Regions from separate parts of the Mus musculus genome. Here region 1 is linked to region 2. Evidence: chromatin loops called from intact Hi-C (ENCODE). Cell type or tissue: gastrocnemius. All regions are shown on one strand. Links, peaks and the distances in the headings refer to the core of each region. The heading gives the core; the rest is flanking DNA. Region 1 overlaps Myo10 (myosin X). Region 2 overlaps Myo10 (myosin X).

Evidence for each region. Hi-C counts contacts between places; a loop is a spot of excess contacts. Peaks named below come from ENCODE experiments on the same cell type or tissue, not always from the same donor. Only the 100,000 strongest peaks of a DNase experiment are listed, where the experiment ranks them.
Region 1: it touches region 2 in a loop (2.7-fold over the local background); 5 of 42 quality-filtered maps call a loop at or near these places.

The regions. Positions count from the first base shown.
Region 1 is chr15:25,634,100-25,643,762 of GRCm38, reverse strand. The region is part of intron 1 of Myo10 (myosin X); the gene reads right to left. Among named protein-coding and RNA genes, the nearest start is that of Myo10, 16 kb to the right of the region's middle. In gastrocnemius, for the core only: no CTCF peak of the experiment used is centred there; DNase peaks (open chromatin) are centred at 1,396, 4,449 and 5,879; H3K4me3 peaks cover 853 bases; H3K27ac peaks cover 4,397 bases.
Region 2 is chr15:25,716,567-25,726,229 of GRCm38, reverse strand. Myo10 (myosin X) reads right to left here. Exons shown (of 41, transcript NM_019472.2): 5 at 3,926-4,060; 6 at 2,222-2,346; 7 at 1,145-1,158; 8 at 950-1,034. Among named protein-coding and RNA genes, the nearest start is that of Myo10, 99 kb to the right of the region's middle. In gastrocnemius, for the core only: no CTCF peak of the experiment used is centred there; no DNase peak of the experiment used is centred there; H3K27ac peaks cover 141 bases.

The DNA of each region.
Region 1 (9,663 bases), core at 1,100-9,099, 83 kb after region 2:
GCAACCACATAGTGGTTCACAACCATCCATAATAAGATCTGACGCCCTCTTCTGGTCTGTCTGAAGACCGCTACAGTGTACTTACATATAACAATAAATCTTTAAAAAAAAAAAAAAAAGAATGGACCAGTAATAATCACTCAAAACTGCAAACTGAAGCCAATAAAAATGACTCTGGAATGTTCTGTGAGGCTACATCAAGAAAATCCGTACATTCCTACAGACCAGCATCTTAGGATGAGTGCTGAAATCAACATAAAACCCAGGTCATGGTGCTTGCTAGTCACACACATGGAGGCTGGGCCAGACTCCTGGGCTTGTGCATGGAGTCACAGTGACCTTCAGCTGGGGCAGTGGTCACTCTGCGATTGCTTTGATTGCTTCTCTGAAGTCACTCCAAACCTCCCACCTCTAGAAAAGGGAGGGAGGCCATAAACTCTTAAAATAGGAAAATATAACATTCCCGCCTTCAAAACAGAGCTATCCAGTTTCTAACCACGGGTGACCTGAGTTTCGGTGCCATAAGGAAGGTGACAAAATTCCAGACAGCACAGGGACCCATCCCCAAACCCAGAAGTGGGTCCCAGCTCCAAACAGTCGCAAACGCCGCAAGCAATATTACAGGCAAAACTACAGCTAACTCAAGTACCGCCCAAGCCACTCCTTTCTCCCGTGCAAACTGCGTAAACTTTAGGCAGATAGTGTCTGCGGCTCACTAAAAACCAAAACCTGTTGTACTACCTACCTGTCAGTGCCACACAATTTGGGGCACTTCACCCACATCACGCCTCTTCTTGGAACCTAGAAAGCCTTGCAACAAAAAGCTCTAATTCTCCAGGTCTGTTTGCCACAGTCCCCACTGCTCCCTACTGCACACAGCCTGGCTCACTTCCCTCACCCTCCTGGGCTCCTGGTTCAGCTTGTGTGGGGCAGGATTTGCCACCCTCCCCACCCCACTTTATCCAGTGCTTTGCATAGTCTGGCCCTCACTTCAGGTTTTTAAAGGGGCATTGTTTTGTGTATAATGCCTCCATTCATGGTAAGGTTTTGAAGGGAAGTGTTTCAAGTTATTTAATGGACTTGTCAAGTGTTGCTTTTAATTAAACTTGGCTCAGATCGAAAGGAAAGTGGGTACGAATGTGGGCCAGTCTTGGGTACAGGACATTGAGTCATACCTTAATTCTCACCAAATAGCAGGAGAAATTCCATTCCAAACGTCTGTATTAGACCCAGCCAAATAAGTGTTCTATTTATAGCACCAAGGGTTAAAGCTTCCAGACACCCTCTGCCACCCTGCCCCCAGCACGTGCACGTGTGTGGGTGAACACAAATACACACACACACATACACACACACACACCTCCCTCAGATTGAATTACAGCCTCCAGCAAGTCAGGCCTTTTCTGTTAGTTTGTTTTTGATGATTCCTGAGCTGTAGGCACACTCGCTGGCCACCTGCCAACCACATAAGGAAATTCTGTTTATTTCTCAAATAAACAGGGGGTGTGCAGGAGGGGGGTGGGCGAGGGGATGGTGTGTGTCTCCCTCACTTTGGTTTCTATAAAGTTGTCCAGAAGAGAGCTTACAGTTCTCAAAGCACTTCCCTCTTCACTGATGGCCATCAGACCTGCACAGAAACAGTTTCGGTCTCCCCGAAAAGAAGAAAACCATCTCACCCTCAGGATGTACAGGACCATCATCTCAGAGAGGCACAAAAAGCTATGCATATTATCTCAAAACTCTTGCCAATGTATCTTAAAGATCTAAATGGGAGGGAGGCGCTAGGAATGTCTGAGTTCAGATCACCAGGACCCCCACAAAAGTGAGGTGTGGTAGGTGATTGTCTCCTCTAACTCCAGCACTGGGAGGGCAGTGATGGGGCATCCTGGGCTCAGTGATAAGCCACTGCAACAGAAATGGTAAGGCCTGGATTAAGGACTGAGAAACCCTGTCCCAATAAACAAGGTGCAGATCACCAAGGGAAGACACATCTGCAGTTGACCTCTGGCCTCCATATATGCACACACACACACACATACATGCATTCTCATATGTGCACACACAGAGGACACAGAATATCACAATCATGAGTCTTAGTAATGTCTCTGCTGACGCGCCATGGGGCACAGGCTATAATTCTTGGAACTCTGGAGGTGAACTGCCTGTGAGCGGTTCAGACTGCAGCCATGTGCCTCTCCCTGGGCAGCTGGCCACCTGAAAGTCACGGCTGTGAAACACGTTCCAAGTTTCACCCTAGATTGGACACTTGAGTTCACGAGTAAAGGTTACCTTTTGAAAAACTGCACCACAGGCTGCATGCTCAGCTGAAGGACAGGAAGTCATGCCACCATTGTGACCAGAGGATGGGGACAGACAGTGGAAGGCCAGAGCCTCAGGTGCCTGGAAAGATGATTTGATATCAAGTAGCACCAGCCTTGGGCCATGGGCTTGGAAGGAGTGGGCAGGTATGCAACATGACATACGAGAGCAGACATGGAACCAGGCCTCCTCTGCAAGTTACAGCTGTGAGGACAGCTGTGTAGTCAATTCAGATACATAGCAGGGAGAAGTCCGGGTCCCAGATACCATAGACAAAGCAAAGTCCAACCACACAGTGGGAGAAGGCGAAGATAAATTCTGGATGCAGCTGCTGAGGTGGTAGAAAACAGGACAGGATGGTGGCTGGGGAAATGGCTTAGCTGGTAACGTGGCTCCCTGTGCCAGCATGGGGGAGGGGGGCCGAGGAAGATCCCTGGAGTTCACTGACCAGCCTTCCTAGCCAGTTGGCAGGCTCTATGTTCAGTAAGAAACTCTGTCTCAAAAAATATGGTGGAGGGCAAGAGAAGGCACCCAACATAGACTTCTGGCCTCTACACGTGTATACACATGTGAACATGTACATAGATAATATACACACCCACTCAAAAAGGGCTAGAGGACTCAGCAGTTAAACGTATTTGCTTTTCTTACAGACGATTCAAGTCTTTTAGTCTCAGGGCCCACACTAGGTAGCTAACAACTGCCTACAACTTCTGTGTGATGCACCCTCTTCTGGCAATTACAGGTACCCACAAAAACACACATGCACACAGACACACACATAAATAAAGTCCTTTTAAAAAGAAAAGCAACAACAACACAAGGGACACCACCAGGCAACGGATACCTGGAAATGTTCCTGGTCCTATGGGTGGACGCTGGCAACTCTTACACGATCTCAGTTAAGACCAGAGAGCACACAGCACTCCTAGTGAGCGTGGGATCCTCCCGGGCAGAAGTGACCCAGCAAGAGCGACTTCCACTGCAAAACGGATCAAGTACGCTAAGGAATATCGGCTACTGACAACAGAGGCCTCAAGTGGCATCGAGGTTCTTGGGAGCTGAACCACATATTGAAGATAAAGTTCTTGCTAGAGTTACAATAGGAAGTAGGCAAAGAACATGGTCTATTACCAGACTTATGGGCAGTAGAGACTGACAAAGCCCACTCACTGCCAAGCTGTGTCTGCTGCTCCTACCCGCTGAAGTGGCCTTTCTTCACTACCAGCTCAGAGACAACTTCCCCAAAGACCCCCATGAGATTCTACCAGAACACCTACAAGCCTGTGGGGCCATTCATCTCATCAGACAGCCTGACCCCCAATATGGCTAAGTCTATCAGACAGTGGCCTACTAACAGGCAAATCAACACATCGCAGGACCATCATCTCTTAGGAGCAGGGAAGTCTGCTACACAGCCCATCCATAGCACTGATCTGCTGAGATGCTCTCTGTGCTGAGTCTGCTGGTTTGTCTTGCCTCTTTGTAAATGAAGTGTCTAGCCTCAGATATCTGAAGAAGTCCTAGACAAAACAGACTCAGCTGGAACCCAAGCTATGCAAATAATCTTGGCAGAGACCCATTATGGCATAGACCCATCACCTAGGATGGGATCCTAGAGCACACACACAAAAAGGCCCCAGACAGTGTGGGTGTGCCATCGGTCCTTGGATCTGGCAATCCAGTTGGTCATGAGAATGCAAAGAAATCAACACACTGGGGCTCAGGAGGAGGACACAAAAGACTAGAAGCTTCCAGAGAGCTCTATGATCTGACAAGGCACTTAAACCCTCTCAAACACAGAGTTCAGATCCACCTGGGGCAAGCAAGGGTACCCAGCATGCAGAGTGTTCATTCAGTGAGACACTTCATATAAAGGACTTAGCTTGCAGAACATCTCCAAACAGATCCTCCTGAATGGCCTCTGTTCTGACTGGTGTTACTTATTAAAAGATGTGTGGTTTCTAGATCAACTTGAGGGACTTTCCAAGCTGTGACAGTTCATCAATGGAATGAGCTTGGCATTCCCAGCTGCCCTAACTCCCCGTCACGTAGTAACTACAAGGAGCGGGAACCATCTAAGCATCCGCTGACACCTTAGCCTCGGAGCCTGGCAGAGGTCCCAGGGTACCAATAACCAGCACTGATCTCCATGATCTCTGAAGGGAAGCACTACACCATTTCTTATCACTTGGCCTGGATTTAACAAGGCTAGAAAGTCAATCCCTGGGGCATGTCGCACTTTGGTTGAACGGTGTGGTCCTTGAGTGTTCAGTCTCAGCCTGGGTGAAGATGTCCTGGCTGAAGCGACCTCTCAACCCCAGACTTCCAGCATGAACTATCTCCAGAGATCTGAACTCCACATTGGGTCAGCCAGTCCTCCAGAAAGCATCCTCTAGGCAGACTCATTTTGATTCAAAAGCTGTCTGCTGACTCTTGGTCTAAAAAAATTAAATATCCTACTTGGATTCAAGGAGTTTTGTTTTGTTTTGTTTTTAAGTTTAATTTTATCTGTTGTGCTCTGAATATAAAATCCCCCCAAAGGCTCATGTGCAAACCCTTGGCCCTCAGCTGCTGTTTAGGAAAGTTCACATTTAGGAGGTGGAGCCTTTCAAGAGGACATTTGTCAATGGGACCAGGTTTTAAGTTTGATAGCACAGCTTCCTCCACTGCCTGGGTGTGGATACAACGTCATCAGCCAAGGTCCTGCGTCTGCACTCCCTCTCTCCTTCCTCCCCGTAACAGGCTCCATCCCTCTGGGGCCTATGTTTAAAATCCCCCCATTCTCCCTCCACTAAGTTACGTTTGTGAGGCTATTTTATCACAGCAACATAAAGGAAACCAATCTAAAACACAAATGATATACAAAATATGTGATTCTACGGTTTATCTAAAAAGGTATCAATCTCATTTATAGCACCTTGTGACGTCAGGAAATATCCGATTAAGGGGCTGGTGAGATGGCTCAGGGGTTTACAGCACCTGCTTCCTTTCCAGAGGACACGAATTCAGTTCCCAGTGCCCATGTCGGTGACTCATAACCTATAATCAAGCTCTAGGGAATCTAATGCCCTCTTCTGGCCTCGACAGCACATGCAAACAGATGTACACACACACACACACACACACACACACACACACGCTCACGCTCACTTGCACTCGCACACTCAAACACATTACACAATCTTTTTTTTTTTTTTTTAAAGTGAGATTGAATTATTACAGTCTTCTCCGGTGAACAGAAACCAGGCCGAGACAAATACAGAAAGAACTCCCACTAAGGCACAAATTAAATGGGGAAACTTAAGAGGCTCCAGCTTAAGTCTGCCTGCCTCCGGCCTGAGGACCTGATGAAAGCAGTTATGGGTGTGAACTCGGCAGTGAATGTGGGTGTGAACTTGGGAATCATCTTCCTCTTATTTTTAGCACACAAGAGTGCTGCTGAGAGAGAGAGTCAGCTGCCTTTCCAAGTGATTCATTACCACTCCGGCCGGCCAGCAATAAACCATGCTTGGGGAGAAGGAAGCAGAAGGAAAAATCACACACTTACTCATCAAACCGGAGAGGAGGGGAAAAGCCAAGGGGCGGAGCTTGCCAACAGGGCTCACTGGCCACACTTGAATGCCTGCCTCTTACATGGTCAGGGTTGGTAACCGAGGTGTTTGGTAAGTAACTACAATAAGCAAACAGCAAAAACAAACAAACGACACGACACAAAACAAAACTCGAGTGAGAAGAATGGAGCTTGCTGGTGCTCCCCTGCTAGCCCTCAGAAAACACTTGCCAGATTGGTGATGTGCTGTGCCCAAATCTGTGTCCTTAAGATCCAGATAAAAATAATGTTATAGCTCACCTGCTCACAATTATAACAAGAACCAGTTTAGAAGTAAAGAGGATTAGGGTATCCACTGATCTAAAAATATATTGTCATAACACATAGAACAATAATATTAAAGTTAATAAGAGTCTGAAGACTATATAATCCATACGCCCCAGAAAAAACACTCTGGGAGATTGGGAAATTACTTTAGCGGGATGCTTTTATTGAGAGAGCAAGAGATCAAAGCAGAAAAGAGTAGGGTTTCAGGATACATTTGGACCAAGCTAGTGCACACCGTCACACAGTCCTGTACAGTTCGGGATGCTTGGCACATCCATGGATCTATCTTACCCAGCAGATACCAGCAATCCCTTCCCACATCTGTGCTAACAACCACAACTGTCTTCAGATATTGCTAAATGCAATCTAAACTGGAAAGTGCAAATCACTCCAGATTGAGAACTGCTATCATTCTCAAAAACACAACTGTAACTTAGTCTTAGAAAAAGTGAGCTGAAAAAAAAATTGCTAACTGAATATTAAATCTCTATAAAGTACTTCTTTATGGTTTGGTTTGGTTTTCTCACAGAAGCCGTAAAGTACAGGCGGTTGAAGTGACTGATTGAAAGCTAGCTGTCACGGCCCCTCCCAAATCTCCCACCTCCCACCCCTGCATGAAGGCAGTTGCCCAAGAGCAGAGCCAAGCAGTCACCTAAGACAGAAGGCGGCTGGATCAGGAGCCGCTGCCACTGTGATTCACTGTGATTGCTGAGTCTGCCTGACTGAAGAAGCGGCTCCCACTGGTGAAGGACCACCCTGGATGGCAGCAAACACCAGTCCATCCCTGGCATCCTCACCAAGGCTGTAGGAGCTGCTACCTAAGCAGCCAGTTCTTGGAGTTGGTCACCCAGGCGATTTCAGCTGCTTTCAAACCCGTGCATGCTAGGGGAGATTCCAGAAGAGCTGTGGGTTCTCAAGAGACTTGAGTGCGCACACAAGCCAGAGCAGGACAGGAGGTGTTCCGTTATGGCTTCCCAACTTATTGCCTCGAACAAAGCTCACCATTTTGGCTGGGCTGTCTAATCAGAGAGATCTTAGGGTTCCACCTATGGGTGTTACAGGCACACACTGCCATGCCTGCCTTTTTTTATGTAAGTGAACTCTGGTCCTCATGGTTGCAGACTCTTCTTACCCACCAAGGCAGCTGTAAAACATAAAATCTGTACTCCTTAAGATGAACAACTACCGGGCATCATAGCCTTCACTGACGCTCATCATTGCGAAGTTTATTTAAATGCAGACCATCTGTTATTTTTAAATCTCACATTTGTGAGAGCAGGATTGTTTCCCAGAATGGCTTTATTAAAACCACCAATTAACTTCCTTAAGTCCACTCTGTCCAACCCTGTTGAAGATCTGGGTAGACTAAAAGCCCGGAGATGGAGAGACAGCTGTATGTCACTTCCGTGGCAAAGCCAACAAGAAGCATCAGATGGGCAGATTGAAGCAACAAGTATGAACTGCACACTGGTTTTAAAAAAAAAATAACCCTACAGTTTCCTGACATGCTCTTTCTCCTGATCTCTTGAGGGAAAAAATAATAATAAACTGGAGATGTAGGTTAGCGCAGAGTGTCTGCCCGCCACACTTCCCAGGTGTGACACGCCCGTAACAGCAGCACTTGGAGGTGGAGGCGAATGATCAGGACTTGTCACCTGAATTGACTCAGCAAACCTGAGGTCAGCTGGAGACAAACAAGGTGCTGAGGAGGGGAATCCTAGCTTCTGTTTCACAGACAAAAGGGTTTTCTGGCTTGTGCAAGTGAGTCTGAAGACACATGGTTTTAGAACCTACCACACAGAAGGTTAATTTACCAGAGCTGCCCCAAGGCCAGAAGGAAATTGCTACAGCTGGGAAAGCTTTATCACTGGGAGAGAAAGGAGACCTTCCCTGGGTCTCCCGGTCTGCAGGGAACTAATGCAAAAACTTTACCGGCTGTGTCTGACCTTCAGGGCCTTGAAGTTGAACTTGGCACCAACGTTTGAGATGCTGCCCGACTTACAAAAACCTTTAGGAAACACAGATCTTATGACAGTCAAAACAGTATCCTGGTGACCCCATCCTACCAAGACAAGAATGTGGGAAACGGCGGGGAGGTGCCCTTCTGAATTTTATCTTCTCAGAAAAATACAAGCAACACAAGGCGCTGCCTATTGAAGATTCTGAGTCTTTACAGCAAGGGCTGAGTTCACCAGATCTGAGGAAAAGCCCTCGGGTACACAGCTTTAGTAAGAGACTTCCCATCCTACACTACAGCTATGGCTGCCTCAGCCAGGAACCAGGAACACATGCACACACACACACACACACACACACACACACACACACTATGCTGGCTTTTATGTCAATTTGACACAAACTAGAGTCCTCAGAGAAGGGGAACCTCAGTTGTGAAAAGCCCTCATAAGACTGAACTTCACACAAATATATACAACATTTCCTTAATTATTGATTGATGGGGGGTGGTTCCACACCTGGTAGTCCTGGGCTCTATAGGAAAGCAGGCTGAGCAAGCCATGAGGAGCAAGCCAGTAAGCAGCATCCCTCCACGGCCTCTGCATTAACTCCTGCCTGCAGGTTCTCACCCAGTTAGGGGTCCTGCCTTGGTTTCCTCAATGTGTATGTAAGCCAAATACACCCTTCCCTCCCCAAGATGCTTCATAGTGACAGGAACCCTAAAAGAGGCACATTTATAGTAGCTACAGCTGGCCCTTTGTCGTCAATCGTTCTGCCTACTATAGGTGAAAAACAGACCCTTCTAATTAAGACAACCTAAAGAGCATACGTGAAAACAACACGTACATTTTATAAACACGGGGTTATATACAGTTATGTGAAGGGGCTTAAGCACCATCACTTTTGGTGTCCAAGGGGGACAAAAAGGCTGTCCTAAAACCAATCTCTCACACACACCAGGGGATGACTGAACGCATATTAGACTTAACTATACAGACAGACTTAAATAAAAGTCTTCATCTGTTACAGACCTGCTGCCCAGACATCAAACACACCACATATGCAGGCACATACACACACACACACACATGCAGAAAAACATGTGCCCACTCTTCATACAAATCAGGGGTGACCCAGAGAGAAGACTGGTGCATTGGGAAATTCTTTGCCTTGACTTCGGCATTCAACTTTGGTGGCGAGAGTGTAACACAGGGTGTTCCCCCCAGGGCTCAGGGCCAATCTCTGCATAGCCTGATTGATTACAAGGAGAAGGAAGCAAGAAGAGAGGTCAAGGGAGGAGACACAGCAAGTTGGCTCAAGAACACACAGGAAGGAAGCAGGCAGGTCAGTGTCCCAGCACAGGACTGAGAAAGACAGGGACAGCCCCAAGCCTGTGGATCAGGTGGCCTTCACCAGCACCTCACTCCCTCACAAGCTCTGCCTAGGTTCCCAGTGGAGCACGCACTGCTAGAAGCCATTGCTCCCGGCAGAGTGCCAAGGCCTTGGGA
Region 2 (9,663 bases), core at 463-8,462:
TCCCAGGGAAATAAAAACTTCATTAAAGTAAGCAGAACCATAGAGAACCCATTAACGAGACTCTTGCTTTATTGTTTTCTTCTAAAAGCCAAGCATTTCGGTTAGGGATGGTTAAGTGGGAGGGCTCGCTTAGGACACAGAAGCTCTCAGGCTATCCTCTAGTAGGACAATAAAGGAAAATAAGCACACACTTAGAAATGACTGTCACCTAGGTGTGTTTTAAAAGTATAACCTTTGCCTAGGGAGATGGCTCAGTGGTTAAGAGTACTGGCTGCTCTTCCCTAGGACGTGAGTTCAATTCCCAGCAACCACGTGGCGGCTCCCAACCCTCTGCAGCTGCCGTTCCAAGGAATCTGAGTCCCTCAAACACCAGTGCACATGAAGCAAAAATAAATGATTAAAAGAATATATCATATGGGGTAGTGAGTTTGTAACGCCAGGCTCGCTGGCCAACCAGCACAGACTCAATGGCAAGGTCCAGGTTCAGTGAGAGATCCTGGCTCCAAAGGTAATGCAGAGAGCAATGGGGGTGCCTCTGACATCACCTTCTGGCCTCTATGCACAAACATGGGAACTCACTAGTTTACATGCGTGCATACAAAAATACAGACACATGTGTATGTACAGAGAAAACACAGATAAACATGTGCACACACACACACAGAAATAAAGCTGCTTGCATTACATTATATATGTCTCACAAATATCCGTTACATTCAAAGTGTACTAAGATTACAAATAGTTTGAGGTTTCTCTGCTGCTAGTTTTTCCCCTGTGCTGGGGTGATCCTCAGATGACCTCAGCCGGCATCTCTGGTACACCCGCTGCACTCACACATTTTACTGCAACTGGTGGACATCACGGACTGCTGAGGTGCCATCTACAGTGTGTTTTGAGCAGGAGACAAGCTGCCACCCCCCTGTCTCTGCTGAACCTGTTCGTCACTCACCTCGCTCTCCCTGGTCCAGCCCTGCCAGCAGTGCATAGAATATGTGATAATTCCTCTCCCCGGGATTCTGCCTCACTACTCGGTTCTGTGAGGAGAAACCAAATTTATATATATATATATAAATGTTTTTATCACTTAATACAAAACAATCTCTGAAAACTGTCATTATAGGAAAACTGAGCCATGAGTACTTACTTTTTCTAATAAATCTTCATTCGAGAAGTAATGGAAGGTCAAGGAAGAAAACAGATACTGGTGGCATGGAGGTGGGGGTGGGGAGCAGTGTGCTGGCCTGGTTGCTTGAGTTGTGGCTCACTCATCTGTCTGCGTTGCTGCTACTGGTGCCAAATGACACCAAACAAGCAAAGCCCACGTCACCTAAACCCAGGCCCAATGTCATGGTGCCCAACTGAACACTAGTGCTTGGTTCTAGTGCTGCTCCAGGGCAGACATGGCTTAAATGTAGCCCCAAGGGGCCATGTGGAAGAGCCCTCACACAAGGTGAGGCCCAAGAGAAGGTGGCTAGGTCACTGTTACTATAGTTATGCTAATGCTGATCTTACAAGCATGTCAGTTTCTTGAGACAGTCAAGGGTGGAGTCCGCCCAGTCAGGTTCTCTCTTCCTCTAACTTCTTGGCATGTGACCTCTCAGGCATGCCCCCGCCGGCCATCTAGGACGCTAACCACCATGCTACAACGGAGCAAGATGGCTTGTACCAGAGCCAGAATACTTGACTTATTAATATCTTAGCCTAAACGGTGACCTAAGATAAAGCTGCTTTAATCTTTATTTTTTTATTTGTTTGTTTGTTTATATTTCTGTGTATAGCCCTGGTTGTTCTTGCACTCACTTTGTAGACTAGGCTAGCCTCAAACACAGAGACCTGTCTGCCTCTGCCTCCCAAGTGCTGGGACTAAAGGTATGTATCACTACTTTCTGGTTTACGGCTATTTTTTTTTAAAAGGCAAAACTTGATAAATACTTTTTTTTTCCTATCAAGTATCCCGTCAGACATCACATTATAGCAACAGAAATCAGATAATAAGCGATGAATCTAGACTATGGGCATAATCTGAGACATTTCCAAAGGAAAAATGATCATTTACCTTGTAAAGTAACTAACAGGCCAGATGCAATGATATTAAAGAGAAAAGAACCCTTGAGCTAGAGAAACAAGTATTTCACGTTCTTTTGGGCCCCTTACAGTAAGAGAACAAAGTTCTCACTGTCAGGGCCAAATACAAAGCCAGCCATGAAACGAAACAGGATACAATCTACAATTCTTCCTCCCTGAATGTTTCCCTGCTGGCAGATGTTCAGCTGAACAAACTTCCCGAAGCGACTGGAGTTGTTGTTGTATACTGTCTTCGCATTGCCAAATGCTTCCATGATTGGGCTGTGGACAGAGGACAAGAGGGCATCACTCAGGGCCAACGCTAATACACACAAATGGAAGGAATCTGCAGCCCAGGGAGGGTCCAGCCTGACTCTGTTTATTTAAAGAAGAGTTGGCTTTTCTAAACACTTGCTGAGACGGGCTTCTCCTGAACATCCTCTAGAATGAGAGAGACTAAGAAGATGGTTAGCTATGCAGGGAGAGGAAGCTGCACAGCTAAGGGGACCACATGGCTCAGCTCTGACAAATGAACTTGGCTACAGCAGTGCCCGGGAGATGTACAGAAGAGACCCCCCCATCTAGGATCTGAAAAGCCCTGGATGCTGGGCCTTCCACATGTTTGCACCATGGCCTGGAGGTAATTTATTTAACATCTTCCAGATCTTCTCCAACTGTTAAACAGAGTCAGGATAGACCAAGGGTGTGACAGGCAGGGCCGTAAAGGGCCAGATGCTATTGTCAGCTTTCAGAGCATGCGGTCCCTGCTGAAACTACTCAGTGCTGCTTCTGTTGTCTAAAAGTTGCCAGAAACAGCACAAGCAAGCATGGCAGGGTCCCAAGGAAATTATTTATGAAGAACGCTGAAGGAGGCGGGTGAAGAACTCTGAAAATGGAGGGTGATGACCCTTGCTGAGCTACAGGCTGGAAGCAGGGCTAAAAACTAAAGGCATATATACTTAAGTGTAATTTGTGTGTGTGCAGGTGTATATGTGTGTGTGTGTACACAAGTGTATGCATGGTACTTTAGACCTTGAAAATGCTAAGCAAGCATTTTACCACTGAGCTGTATCTCCAACTGAAAACAAACCAAAACAAAACTGCAGGATATTATACTAGGCTGCAGTTTGCTGACCCCAGGTCAGCTCTCTGCATCCGGGGTCTGTAATGTCTCTCTCGGTACAACCTGACAAGGCGCTAATCAGACACCAAATGAGTCAGCAGATGATACTCAGCCACACAGCCTTCTGTCAGTTCATGTCAGGATCATGGCTGGGTACTGCTGATCTGTCCCAAGTGAGGCTGTGCAAATGCCCTGTGCTCACACTGACTGCGTTTCTCTGTCTGAATGCTACAGCAACTGGGTTAGTGTGTGTCTGAGAGCTTCCATCAGCAGCTGCAGTCAGTCTGCTTCTTAGAACCATGAAGTACTGCCTATAATGGCCCGACAGGGATGGGATGGGACAGAGGGAGGAAGGATGGATGGACCAGGAGATGCATCTGCCCAAGCAGGTGTTGCTGAAGGCTGCAGGAAGTGCTAAGTCCATGTCAAGACCGGTTCAATTTTGGGAGGGGCAGGAGGGGCAATGGTGGGGGGAGGGGAGACAAAGGCTCGCTATATCACCCTTCCTAGCATGGAACCCTCTAGGCCCACCTGGCCTTGAATTCACAGAGATTTGCCTGCCTCTGCCTCCCCTGTGCTGGGATGAAAGGTTCACAGCTGAGATCTCTTAATGAGATCCTAACAGGCAAGCCGGGAAGAGAAACAGACCGACTAATTTATAGCTATTCGGTTCCAGAAGGGAAGCCTGAAGCTTTTCGCCCTTTGGCCCGGGAGGGAGAAAGGTGATGCGCTCGCTACCTGCTTTGAAGGATGGCTTGCTCGACGCTGGATGTCTTCTCCTGCAGGCCCAGGTCCAAAGTCTGCTGGCTGATGACGGACAGGAACTTGAGGATCAGCTTGGTGCTTTCCGTTTTCCCAGCTCCGCTTTCCCCGCTGAAACACAAAACACACAAGGTTTGGTTTCTAAAGAAAGATGGAGTCTTGAAACAACTAGCTTTGCCAAAAGCACTACACTCCTTAAAACAAGTCACCATTGACAATGGGGAGAAGGGAGGTACAAATCCCTGTTGCCGGACCAGGAGGAGGGCTCTGTGGCTAAGGGTACCTGCCACCAAGCCCGATGACATGATACAAAGAGAAAACAGACGCCCACAGGTCCCTCTGACCTCCACAAGTCTGCTACAGCCTGCATGCCCTCCTTTGACCCTCAAATAAGAAATTCAATTTTATAACTTGCCCGTTGCTTTGATTTGCAGGGAAGCGGAGGCCTTTTCTCCTGCTGGCAGGTCCATTTCTGACCTCCTATATACTGCTTCTTATGCAAGACGCAGGAGACAGACAGACCGCACTGTTCAAATAAGGGGAGCCCTGCACAGGCAAGAATCTTTACTTTGTCTTGTTCCCAAGCCATGTCCTCATCTCCAACAGCACCCGCTGAGGTGGGCACCTGCCGGGTGTGTGTTAAATGAACGGGCACAGTCACAGTACTTTGGGGGGAAACAATGAGCATAAGAAGGAGACCACCAGTGTTCAGAAGGATGAAGCCCGCACTACACGACCAGCCTCCCAGCTATCCTGAGACAGAAACAGGCAAGGAGGGTTGAATGCCTGGCTCAGAGCTAAACACGAGGGTCTGATTTCAAAGTCCTACGGATGTCTTGCACTTAGAAGCTGGTAACAGAAAGTGGACAAAGCACTTCAGACAGAGGGGACCGAAGGGAGATGCAAAGGATGCCTCAGCTATGATGTCTGCCAAGTATAAGGCTGGCAGAGAAAACAGGAGGATTCTGGGTAAGATATGATGGAGCAAAAGCCAGAAGGCAGGCAAGGCAGTATTGGAAGATGCAGCCCATGGCTGGTGAGTGTGCTGGGTCCATTAACATCACCTTCAAGAGCTAAGTCCTTGAGAGGGTACTCCAGAAGGCCTGAAGAGTCCCTTCCAGAAGACCAGCTATAGCTATCTCCTTCGGTGCAGCTGTTACCTAGGCTCATGGATGCTCAGAGACTGCACAGGTAATACAACTAGAGATGGGAAGGGAAGCATGAGAGACATCTGGAGAGGAGAGTCGAGTCCAGTCCACTTTGTGAAGGTTCCATGTTCAACAAGTACCCTGGGGGAGGCGAGAGGAAACAAGAAGCCAACAGACACGGAACGCAAAGCAGAAGGGGTTGTATGAGCAGGGCTGGCAGAAGCCATCGGAGACGGCAGGGTAGACTGCTCGGTGGAAGACAGACAGGAGCCCCTGAGTTCTCTGTGTCCTGTGTGTGCCAAGGTACGGGGCTCTTAAGGTATGCTGTCAGGTACATGGTGAATGATTAAATAGCTAATTACATTCAGAAAAGAGGAGAGGACTCAGATGATAGGCACCCCTGCCTGAAGCCAGGCTGCGTGTCTTGGGCATTCAGTAAATATCTGCTGATCAAGACCCATGAAAGGTACCTTATCCCATTTGGAAACATTAGGCTTGAATATGAGAGAGAAAGATATCATTATTCCAGACAAAAAAGCATCCTAGCAAGGGTTCTGAGAGCTCCCAGCAACAAGACGGGGAGACGTGTTCTCCCTGCAGAGAGCAAGTGCCACAAACCACACCTCCCATGAGATGCAAAAGCAAAACCCAAGAGATTATGACACAGGCCTGCCTGGGACAGCTGAATCTAACAACCTCAGAACCGTCCTGTTTGATGCTTGAGATGGCAGAGCGAGTGAGTCAAGCCAGTCTGGGCTGAGCTCTCTGTTATCCACAACAGGAATCATCCTGATTCAGGACGTAACAGTCCTTTTGACATACCTGGCCTGGGCACAGACCAGTGCTGCGTGTATGGCTGGCACTGACATCATACAAGACTTAGTAGAGTCCAAGCTAGGAGAGGAAAAATTTGAGGAAATAGCCAATGGCATGCACAGTACCCCTGCCAGATGCAGGGGCTGGGGGCAGCACACGACAGAGGCTCTGGAAGGATCTGGGTACCAGCGAGCTTACCAGCGTGATGAGCTGGATGCAGACCACAGTTTCCACATCTGTCAAAAGTCACTGCACTGTATACATAAAATTAGCGTACTTGACTTGATAATTTTACTTTACATTGGAGAGAACAAAACAAATCTACTTCTAAGACAAAAAGCAGTTTCCAGGCCTCAGCCTTGGGACAGGGCAGCTGGAGAATTGTGGGAGGAAGGGCATATTTTAGGGGAGAAAATGATGTGAACTCAGAACCCAACCCAAGATGTGAGATATCAAGATAGGATACCTGAGGACTCAGAGAAGCTGCCCAGGTGGGATTGGGAGAACAGGAAAACTCCTGGGGGGGGGGGGAGATAGAGAAGGGAAGAGAGAGCAGGGTCAGAGAGAAACCCCATGTAGACCCGAGTTAAGGAAGAGAGTAAGACAGCTGGAGAGGAAATCAGGGTGGCTTATTTTAAGTCACGGAACCAAATGTGCATGCCTTCTCCTCCCCAAACACGTAACAGCTGGAGACTTTTGAGTGATTATGCCTAATTATCATAAAACGAAATCAAAGTGTCAGGGCAGTGAGGCTCAAAAGAACTGGGAGCAATGTGCTCTTTAATCAGGAAGGAGGCAGGCGAGTACCAGCAGGAGATGGTGCTAGCATGCACTGACTCTCCATGCACGGGGATGCTTGGGCTGTTAGCAGGACAGATGGGAGCTACCTGGCAGTGTTCTAGATCCATCATGTCTAAGATGATGTCTGGTCCTTACGTTCCACCTTCCTGCTTGTGAATACATTTCCTACTCAACCGCACCCCTCCAATCTGTTTCTCGCTGGGGTGGTTTTGCTGCAGGCGCTGGACAGGGCTGAGAAGCTGAGACACCGGTGAGCCAATCACCAAACCTAGGACATAGGCTCTTTGCCTTTCTGTTTGCCTCTGCTGATCAAGCATGCCCTCTATGCATCAAATTCCAAAACAACACATTTTTCTTAACATAAAAATCAGATCAAACCTAATTTCTATCATTTCCTAGTTGATAGCTAACTAAAGGAGCATCTCTAGGGTCTAAAAGATTATGTCCAAAGGGTTTTTATTTTTATTTTTTAAAGATTTATTTTATTTATATGAGTACACCAGAAGAGGGCATTACAGATGGTTGTGAGCCACCATGTGGTTGATGGGAATTGAACTCAGGACCTCTGGAAGAGCAGTCAGTGCTCTTAACCACTGAGCCATCTCTCCTGCCCATGTCCAAAGGTCTTAGCAAGTTAAAACAGTCCTCACATCATGGCTTCGGTAGTGAGCCTTTCTCCACAGATTTTGGTCCCATTCCAGACAGTCCTCACCCATACACATGTCCTTCTCCTGCTTCTGACTGTAAGTCACAGACCATGCCCTCTGTCACATGTTCTCTGTCTAACCAAACACCCAACTCTGGCTCAGTACCCAGCAAGACACACTTCAAGAAACAAAGAGGGCTGGTGAAATGGCTCAATGGTTAAGAACACTGACTGCTCTTCTGAAGGTTCTGAGTTCAAATCTCAGCAACCACATGGTGGCCCACAACCATCCGTAATGAGATCTGACGCCCTCTTCTGATGAGTCTGAAATCAGCTACAGTGTACTTACATATAATAAATTAAAAAAAAAAAAAACAAAGATCAAAAACCCAGTTACTTTTATACCATCCCATAATATAAAAGGCCCAGTTAAGAAGTGGCTCCATTTTTGACAACTCCAAACACAAAGCAAGCAAAGACCCTGAGCACTTCCTCTGATTTACTCATCCTTTGGTTGACAGTTAGTTAAGGCTGGCCGCCTACCACATATTGTCCTGGTGTGAAGCCACACAGACAAGTTAGCCTTAGCTTTTTACCCAGGACAAAAGTTATGTTTTGTTTTTTTTTTTTTTTTTTTTTTTTTTTAGATTTATTTATTTATTATATGTAAGTACATTGTAGCTGTCTTCAGACACTCCAGAAGAGGGCGCCAGATCTCGTTACGGATGGTTGTGAGCCACCATGTGGTTGCTGGGATTTGAACTCTGGACCTTCGGAAGAGCAGTCGGGTGCTCTTACCCACTGAGCCATCTCACCAGCCCCCATGTTTTTTTTTTTATTTTTTACTTTATTTTATTTTATTTTATTTTATTTTTTTAGACTGAGCTCTGTACTGGGCCCTGAAGGAAGGACTAGATTATACAAAAATGGAGTCACTCAAGCCAAGTGCTGCACAGTCAAACTGAAGCCTTGAGGAAGCACATGAACCGCAGGTCTGACGAGGTTTTCCTGAAAGCAGGAAACTCCAGTCTGTCTGGGTCAGTCTGAGAAGGAAGCTCCTCCTTCGACCCCGGCAAAGGTAGCACGGAGTCGGCCAGTCAGTGTGGGTCTCCTGTTCCATCCCCTGCTCTCATGACTTGCCCTGTTCTGCTAACTCCCAGGGAGAATCTCACTCTACTTAACGGCTTGAAGGTTCCCTCAACACCTAAACCATGACCAGGAGTCAGCAGCTCCTACAGGTACATTTGCTGTGACTTCTGTCACCTGACACTACACTGCATCTCGAGAGTTCACTCACATTCAAAAAGACCACAACAAGCTAATCTCTCCACACACACACACACACACACACACACACACACACACACACAGTGGTAGATCTCAAACATACAGACTCATACACATACATTTTAAAAATTTTAATTTTTTTTTAAAAACAGAGTTTCAGAGCAGAACAACCTTGAAACAGTACACAATGGAACCCTAAAGGCCCGGCATTGCCATGCCCAGCTGGGGATCTCAGCCAAGGCTAAACTACTTGTTTTAAAATTTACTTGATAATGTGGAGGGCTAGAAAGAGAATATTCTGTGATTTTAATGCCAAGAAGGCGAGAGACCATTGTGAGACTAGCAAGACACACAGCATCCACCAGGGGGCAGATTAGGCCCAAGGAAACCAAACAGATCCTTGTATCTAGCAACCTAGCTCTTGTTTTCTTAATTCCAATACTTTCTTTAAAGAAATGGGAGAGACGGGACAGGGAGATAGCAGGGCAGGGAAGGGGAGGAGAGGGAACAGAAGGGGAGGAGTAAAGAAAAAGTAAAAAACAAAACAAAGAAAAACAAATCTGCTGGTAAGTTCTATTGAACCAAACGGCCTGCGTGGTGTCACTGCCCAACACTGGAGAAGCAGAGGCAGGCCAAGGCTACAGAGTGAGACTGGGTTTCAAATACAAAACCACCCCACCCCACATTCTAGTGACGAGTCAATTCTTTTGCTTTTGAATGGGGTCTCACTACATAGCACTGGATGGCCCTGGTAAAACAGACTACCCTCAAACTCTAACTCTGAGATACTTGACCCTGTCTCCAAGAATACTAGGATTAAAAGTCACCGTGCCTGGGCCACAAATCCATTCACAAAGACTCTTGTGGATTCATTTAGCTACGTAAAGTTACTTTCCCTTTTTTAGTTGTTCAACACAGGGTTTCTCTGTGTAGCCCTGGCTGTCCTGGTACTTGCTCTGTAGACCAGGCTGGCCTCATCAACTCAAGAGACTCACCTGCCTTTGCCTCCCAAGTGC